Linked DNA regions of Homo sapiens: region 2 is linked to region 1. Evidence: chromatin loops called from intact Hi-C (ENCODE). Cell type or tissue: PC-3. All regions are shown on one strand. Each heading gives the region's core, and the rest is flanking DNA. Links, peaks and the distances in the headings are about the cores only. Region 1 has its middle 610 kb from the start of MIR297. Region 2 has its middle 510 kb from the start of LINC02945.

Evidence for each region. Hi-C counts contacts between places; a loop is a spot of excess contacts. Peaks named below come from ENCODE experiments on the same cell type or tissue, not always from the same donor. Only the 100,000 strongest peaks of a DNase experiment are listed, where the experiment ranks them.
Region 2: a loop joins it to region 1, with 13 times the contacts of the local background. A loop is called at or near these places in 1 of 110 quality-filtered maps.

What each region holds. Positions count from the first base shown.
Region 1 is chr4:111,473,242-111,477,649 of GRCh38, forward strand. No RefSeq gene overlaps it. Among named protein-coding and RNA genes, the nearest start is that of MIR297, 610 kb to the left of the region's middle. In PC-3, for the core only: a CTCF peak has its summit at 1,948 (motif pointing left); no DNase peak of the experiment used is centred there; H3K27ac peaks cover 465 bases.
Region 2 is chr4:111,601,300-111,605,707 of GRCh38, forward strand. No RefSeq gene overlaps it. Among named protein-coding and RNA genes, the nearest start is that of LINC02945, 510 kb to the right of the region's middle. In PC-3, for the core only: a CTCF peak has its summit at 1,757; no DNase peak of the experiment used is centred there.

The sequences.
Region 1 (4,408 bases), core at 176-4,175:
CTTCACTTCAGAGTATTTTTAGAGATTTTAAAACATCATTATGTAATAAAATCTTGTTTAAAAGCACTGACCATTTGTGATTAGAAATTAAATTTCTGATCATTTAAGAAAGTTAAACAGTAGTATCTCTTTTCTGTGGTTCCAAGAGTTCAAGTCTCTTCAGAAATTCAAAATTTTGTGTAAAGTTTACAAATTTGGTCATATAGTATAACCTAGTATTCCCAAGAGAAGAATTAAATTAGAAATTTCTTTCTGAATCTACTGACGTGATAAGTCCAAAATATGACATGCTGCCCTTGTTCATTTTCTTGCATTGTTGAGATTCACTTAATTTTATGTCATCTATCCCCATTCAAATTTGAGGGAACTTTTTTTGTTTAGATTGCCATTATATTTATGAGCAGTAGGTTAATGATATTTATATTTGAACACAGAATTCCTTTAATTTTTATTATTTCTTAATCCTATTTATTCAGAAGTTAATTGACTTCCTTAAAAAAATTGAGTACTAGTTACATAAACAGACATGTTGTGAACACTTCTTGTTATCAACTCTCTGAAGATAATGGTAATAGGCCTATTTTACTATAATTAGACTAAATTAATTCAAGTTAGTTAATGAAAGAAAATGGAGTCCATAGAATATTTCCATGTCATAAAAATGAAATTCCAAATTAAATGAAATTGTTTGCTTTAAAATACTATAGCATTCAGGCATATAGAGATTTGCTTGAAACCTGGGAGCATTATTGCTGTGCATCCTCTGATTATGACACACACAGTAATATCAGGTTGAAACTAACACAAAATTGATTAAGTGTGTAGAGTCTTCGTGAAAATGTTCAGTACACATAAATATTTGGTGAGCTAAAAAATATTTTACATCTGGAACTAATTTAAATATAAAACAGAATTTCATTTCATTGACTATTACACAATTTAATTAATTAATTAATACACAATTACACAATGAAAATAATTTTTCAAAATCAAAAGACTTGGGGAGAGAATGGAATAAGAAATAAGAGCCTTAAAATATTCTGAAGTAAAACATCTCTGTATGAAACTAACCTTCCAGTATCAATCATCTTCTGTGTGTGGCTTCAGGTTTCAGATTCCATTAATTTGAAAGAGCATCAGTCTACTGAACAATGGAGAGATGTTTTTTCAGAATCAGGATATAAACCCTCTTTTGACAATCTGAAGTGTGATTTTCCCAGAGGTAATCCATTTCAAACCAACAGTGACTACTCATTTTAATTAGTTGCAGGCAGTTTTGTAAATTAAATTCCCTCTTCTGAAGTCAAAATTCCAGAAAGAGAATGCTTTCATTTTGCTAATTGCTAAATGAGTTTCCAGAACAAGGTAGAATGAAGGAAGGGGTTTCTAATCAGTAGGCACCTCTTAGAAGGCACACACCTGTGACTGTTGAGCAGTATCTTAGTAGGGCTGGAATGTTACCACATTGAGTGTACATGCTTGCAGTTATCTCTCAATCCATACTAATAGATTCAGTTTACATTAAAGACAATTATTTTTCCCCCTTCAGTCATACGCCTTCATGATTCTGACTTGAATTGGACATATGTGATGTTATTTGAATTAAAAGTATGATCTAATAACCCAATACAAGACCTGATGTTTTAAAGTACAGCATTCTAATCCCTTTTGTGATATTCACTCCCTTAGTGGCCTAAGGCAAATATCTTTTTCTAGGTTTCAAAGACATATGAAAGTGCATGTAAACATAGAAATCACACACGCCTTCAAAAGCCCCTCTACCTCAATCAAAGGAAAGTACTTGCTTGAGATCCAATTCAGATCTGAAAGAAAACTTAGAACTGGTTTCTCTATGCAAGTAAAATTTTTGAAGGCTTCTTCCTACTTGAACATCTGCAATCCTTGGAAATGGCTTTAGGCAATTCTCGGAAGGATTCTCAAGGAGAGACTGACCCCTGGAGGCGGACAGAGCTCTCTTTTGGCCAGACCTGGCTTTCGTTATTCCCAGATATCAGGTAAAGAACTCTGACAAGAGAGGATGAGATCCGTGGGAAATTCCAATGTGTGCCTCACTTGCCTCCCTACCTTCTCTAAAATATTTGAAGACAAGGTAATGAAACAATAGGTGGTAGAATATAAATATTTTTTAAATCATGTGCTACTGGACCGTAAACTCCATGAGGGCAGAGATTTGTTCTATTTATCTTTATAACCTCATCTCTTGGTGCAGTGCCTTGCACTTAGCACTAAATAAAAGTCTGTAGAAGGATTAAATGAACAATTTAATAAATTTCATCTAATTGTTTTACAAAGATTAAGTAAATTGCACAAGGGTCCTATACTTAGCAGAAGACATGAATGTTGGCTGAACATCCATCAAAAACAATATGGGCAGGATGAAAGTTTAAAAACATTCAGCCTGAGAGGAGAGTCAGAAGCAGCCCCATGGAACAGAGAATAGCTGTAGTTATTTTATGTCAGCCCTCAATCACTGCCCCCCACTTTTCTATCTTTGGAATGGCTTTGATGATTCTTTTCAGAAGGAATCCATAAACTTCAGTGGCTTCATATCAACACGAAAAGGGAAGGGGTGGGGGAGGTACTGCTTGCTCTGTGTGGCTTATAAGTTTTAGGCCAAAACACAGTCATGATGAGAAAACTTTAGCTTCTCCAAGATTACTCCCCATTGACCAATGACTCAAGCTAATCTAAGATATTAAATATTGTTAATTGACATTACCTGTGGTAAGTCATAGTTTAATTATTATTTGTTCAGTTACTTAAACCTTAATGCTAATAAGTGAATCATGTAAGAGAAATTTTGGTTGTGGAAAGAACACAAAGTTATTGTAGTTTTGATTACTAAATACTTGTCAAGGCTTTAGCAAAGCAAAGGCAGAATGTTTTCCCCTAATAATTCAATATATGATATCCCCCCAAAAGGATGAAGTTAGTTAAAAAATATTTTTTATTTTACTTTATTTATTTTGTTTTGTTTTAACACCATTTGAAACTATATTGTGGGTAGGGCTCTGTATTTTTCTTTGCTGCTTAAGGTCTCTTATGAGCTCATGAGTGTGCCCATGTGTCTAGTGTTATAGCATTAAAAAAAGGAGTAGATAAGACTTTATAAATTTCATTATCTTATTAGAACCAATCATGCTTTCTCTCCATTTAAGTTATGCTCTAGGGAGAAGTCTTTGAGAAAAACTCAACTGCAAATCTAAGCTAAACTTCTCATCTTTCTTGCTCCACAAATATGTAGTCTATCTTTTTATATACCTCTAAATTTTTGCTTCAAACTCTTAACTCTTCAAATCTCCTCAATTCTTACTTTCTCTGTTCACATAAGTTTAGAATTAGTCTACAATGACAGTCACATTCATTTCTTCTCTTTCTTGAGAAAAAAAAGCTTATTTTCTGATTATAAAAGTAATTTTATGCTCCAGGTATAAAACAAAGACAATTATAAAGAAAAAATAATTCCTAATTCTACTACCAAAGAAAACTACTACTAACATTTTATAAATTTCATTCTTGGATTTAATAGCCTATACTATATATTTCTTTTCAAAGTTTGCTTTTCTCACATAATACAATACTTTTCCCTTATCTATGGGATATGTTTTAAGACTCCTAGTGGATGCCCGATGCCACAGATAGTACAGAACACTGGATATATTATGTCTTTTTTACATATACATGCCTGTGAAAAAGTTTAATTTATAAATTAGGCACCGTAAGAGATTAACAGCAATAATTAATAATAAAACAATTAGACCAATATAGCAAAAGTTATGTGAGTGTGGCCTCTCTCTCTCTCCCCCACTCCCTCTCCCTCTCCCTCTCTCTCTCTCTCTCTCTCTCCCTCTCAGAATATCTTGTTGTATGTAATATTTTCAGATTGTGGCAACTGAAACCACAGAAAGCAAAATTGCGGACAAGAAGGGACTACTTTGTAACATTTTGATATCTTGATACTTTTGTTTTAATGCTTTCTTGTTGGCTTTAACTTCTTTTGTTTTTCTAACTTTTTAAGTATTGAGTGCATTAGTGAATATGCTTTTAATTTTTATAAATTCTACTGGTGGTACTTTATTTTTAAAAAACATTTTAAACATATTTATCTAGTTACCAAAATCATGAATGATTTATATTATTTGAAACTATACTAACCTATTTTCAGCCCTTCCTACCTCTCGTCACCATCTCTCCTCATTTTCCAGGTTTGATTACTTTAATTAAGGAAATGATTAAAAAGATTATCATTATTAAAATTTTATTTTTGATTATCTATTTTCTATTTTTAAATATATATTTTAAAATTTGCAAATATATTTAAGAATAAATTTAGAAGAAGTATCCCACCTTAACCCTACTTGACTAATTTAAATGAATGCCATCATAA
Region 2 (4,408 bases), core at 177-4,176, 130 kb after region 1:
TGCAAAAATGTGTTCGTATCAGTACACAATGAGTGTAGTCAAACACATGCTGAGACTCAAAAGAGAAATAGTTTGCCATGAAAGATGGTAGTGGACATGCAGACTTTGCAGAGGAGACTTAGACTTACCTTCGGGTTAACAGGAGGATTTAAACAAAGACAGTGAGAAATAACAATCATGATAACTGGGAATATAGACATAATAATTAGTTGTTAATACTAGAATAATCAAACAATTTTTAACAATTTTGTTTATTTTACAAACATCACAGCTCTGCCATGCCTCAGGACCTCTGCAATTTTTCCCTCTGCCAGCAATTCTCTTAATCCAGATTTTCTCAGATGACTCCTCCTCTACTTCTGTTTCAGCAAATCGTCCTGATCATTTTTTCTCTCCAGCTGTCCCTATCACTTTAGTGTATTTTTTCATAGAATATATGAATGTCTAAAGTATTCATTTTTTTCTTTTTGTCTTTTTCTCATATTGGGAGCTTTTATTTATTGCTGTATTCCCAGGGGCTCGACCAAGTAGCAAATACTCAGAAATTGTGAGATGAATGAGTCACAATGACTGTTAAATTATATCGCATTATTGAGAATGAAATGTCCAAAGGGGAGGGGAGGTGGAGAGCCCACAGCATTTGCAGAACTAGCACAATATTTGATTCACAGTAGATATTCATAGACTCTCAATCCAGTTGATACTCAGTAAATGTTTTTTGAACCCACCTGAATTAATAAATTTTCAGATAATCTTAGATAGAATGGAGAGCTCTGATAAAGGAATAACACAGAAAAATTACATATAGGTTGGAGTCAGATTTTGAAGGGACCTTAAATGTTAACCTAAGAATTTTGTGATAAACTTGTGATAATAGAGAATAATTAAAGGTTTTTGAGCAGTAGGGCATTATAATAAAAGTAGTTTGGGGAATAAAAAATCATGGAATTTGAGTCTGATAACATCATGCGGTATGGTTAGCCTTAGAGAAAGAGAAACTAAAGACAAGAAGATTTCTTGAGGACCAATTGCAGTAGTACACCAAACATACCACATACCATAACAAACTCCTGTTCAAAAATGAGACCAAAAAGTCAATATATACTAAACTGACATGTCTGTTTACCTAGTTCACTATGAAATGGCTATTAGGCAGATAGACATATATAACTGTAAATACATTTAGAGGTTAAAGTGGGAGATAGGCTAACATTTTCCAAGTATGTTCCACAGGATGTTAGGAGATACTGAGCAATATATAAAAAGAAAAGGAAAAGTTGTCATGGCCAAATAAGTATGAGATTGAGAAGCACTGAGTCAAATATTTCCCTACTGTAGAATATCTGAGTCTTTAATCTTCCATGTGCATCATAAATCTCAATATAGTAGATTCATAAAGTTCCCCAAACATTTAAGCATCATTTTGTTTATTATAAAACATTTACTATGACTCTTATTTTACAGAAATAAAAGTGGGGAAGGCACAGATCATTGTGTTGGTTTGCTAGGACTGCTATGGCACAGACTAGGTGGCTTTTACAACAGAAATTTATTTTGTCACAGTTCTGGAGGCTGGAAATCCAAGATCAAGGTATCAGCATTTTCTTTAGAGGCCTCTCTTCTCGACTCTCAGGTGGCTACCTTCTCAGTGTCCTCACATGGCTTTTTCCTCTCTGAAAGCATATTCCTGGTGTATCTGTGTATGTGCAAATTTTCTTGTATTATAAAAACACCAGCCAGATTGAATTAGGGCTCACCCTAGTGGCCTCATTTTAACTTCATTTTAACTTGCTCACCTCTTTAATGACCCTTTCTCCACAGACAGTCACATTCTTAGGTGGGGATTAGAGCTTCAACATATGAATTTGAGGGGAACACAGTCTGGCCCAAAACAACCATCAGTACAATCAGCATGTGTGAGAGTCTCCAAAGAAGAAAAATTAAAGCCAAAAGAAACTGGGTCCCAAAGGCTGACGTAGAGGAGACCCACAGTTAAAATATAGCAAGAAGAAGCCACAAAAAGAGGTCAGAAAAGTAGAAGTGCTGCCAGGACACTAAAGTAAAGAATCAGTTTCTAAAAGTCTCCAGTGCAATGTCAATATGTTCAAAAGCTGTAATAAGCAAAAGAGAAAAGAATTCAGAAGAGGTAACTTAAACTGACAGTTCAAGAATATTGGTTGCCTTTGGGAAACGGGTAAAGTGGATTGGAGATAGAGTATAAAAGATTAGGAATTTACATTTAATTGTAAGAAACTAAATTCCATGTTTGAGAAATCTGGCATTAAAAAGAAGAAAATAACTTTTAGGATGCAGTTAACAAAGTTGAGGTTGAACCACATAAATCTGTCATTTTTGTAGGCCGAAAAATAATCAATTATCAGCAATTTCATATGGTTCAATCTAAAAAACGGTCTGTTTTCAAGAAAGTTCCGAAATATATAAGGGAGTGGTAAGGAATTCTTGGGAAAGGAGATATTGAAGAAGCAAGGAGTTGAGAAGTTTGAGGAGAAACCAGATATTGGAAAAAAAAAACAACAACAATGAAAAATCTTTTTTTTTTCTTGAGACGGAGTTTCACTCTTGTTGCCCAGGCTGGAGTACAATGGTACAATTTCTGCTCACTGCAACCTCTGCCTCCTGGGTTCAAGCGACTCTCCTGCGTCAGCCTCCGAAGTAGCTGGGATTACAGGCATGCACCACCACGCCCGGCTAATTTTGCATTTTTAGTAGAGACAGGGTTTCACCATGTTGGTCAGGCTGGTCTCAAACTCCTGACCTCAGGTAATCCACCCACCTTGGCCTCCCAAAGTGCTGAGATTACAGGCATGAGCCACTGCTCCCGGCCTTGAAAAACCTTTTAGAATGAAAATCATTTTCAATTAGGAGGGAAGTTTATAAAAAGGGTAATGGATAAACCATGATCAGATGGGCTCAAATTTTGAACTGTCAAAAAATTTTAAATAGCAGTCTCTATGTCTATATATTTCATAAGTGTTTGACAAATTTCTGCAAATATTTCTTTAGTATGGACTCTAATTCTAATATTTTATTACTCTGAGAGCTGATATTTAATTTCATAGTATCTTATCTAAAAGAGTATGACCTACAGTTTTAAAAGAGTAAAAGATATAAGATTTCAACTTTATAATTTTTTTGTAAAGAAGGTGATGATATTGTAATATTAAAAATACAAGGCATTTTTCAACATTTCACATAATGCAAAGTCTATGCAATTAGCCTATCAACATTTCCCTATCTGCTTACAAATCTCAGCAGGATTCCCAAGTTCACACAGTAATTGTGACCTCAACTAGTATAGAGGAAATAATCTGAAAAAATGCTTTTCCAGTTGATATGATGGGAAGATAACACAAATAATTGGATTATCTAAATTCTTTACTAACAGTTACCAAATATGGATGAAATTCTGACACAGTAAATAAGTAGCAGCTGTATAAAATTTCAAGCAAAAAGCCATAGGTTTTTACTATTTCTCCTACCCAAAGGAAGAAAAAGTTCCCCTCATATTTGTTCTGTTTATTTCCAACCTCAATTAGAAATACTCTCAAAGTATTGTTACAGTAATAAATATGGCATGTCCTTAAACATAAATTTAATTGGAAAATTTCAGAAGGAAAATAATATTTAAAATCAAAATAAGCAAAAACATTATGGAGTATTATACAATTGTATATAAGCTTTAATGATAAGGACTTTAAAATATTTATATTCAGCTGCCTGCTTGTGTCTATGCATCCTCTGGGGAATAGTACAAGTTCTCCACATTATTTGTTCTCCTCAGGCATTGGGCTTTCTTTCTTGGATCAATCTGAGAACTGCTAAGTGGAAATAAAAAAGGTTCTTGCTCATCTAAACATTCAACATACTATCAGGGATAATATTAGCACCAAGCTTTTCATGTACAAGAAAAACTTGTCACTTAAGAGAGTTGTTCATACGAACAGATTACTAATTTTAGTTACATAACACAAAACTTCTGTAGCTGGACATGTATAAACATGAGTTTTATAGAATGAGTCTACAGTATTTTCAGAACCAACTACTCAATAAGATACACAGTCAGTCATACCCACTTACCTAGGAAAAATTAAAGATTAACAGACTTAACATTAAAATTGACAATCAAGTAAAGCTGGAGGACCAGCTCCTGAAATGGCAGGATAACTAACCATTTAGATAATGCAGTCCAAAGTTTGAGTAGTAGAACCAATAATTTAAAATTAAATAAGTGAAAAAGGAAAAGGACAAATTTAGCCTTTTCAGTTTCTCTCTTTAATAAGTGTTTTGTCTTTCCATTTGCATTTCCATAGTGCCTTTCTTCTAAGATATGCAGAATATATCCTTGATAGAAAAGTATTTCAATATTCATCCAAAAGAGTATGCAAGT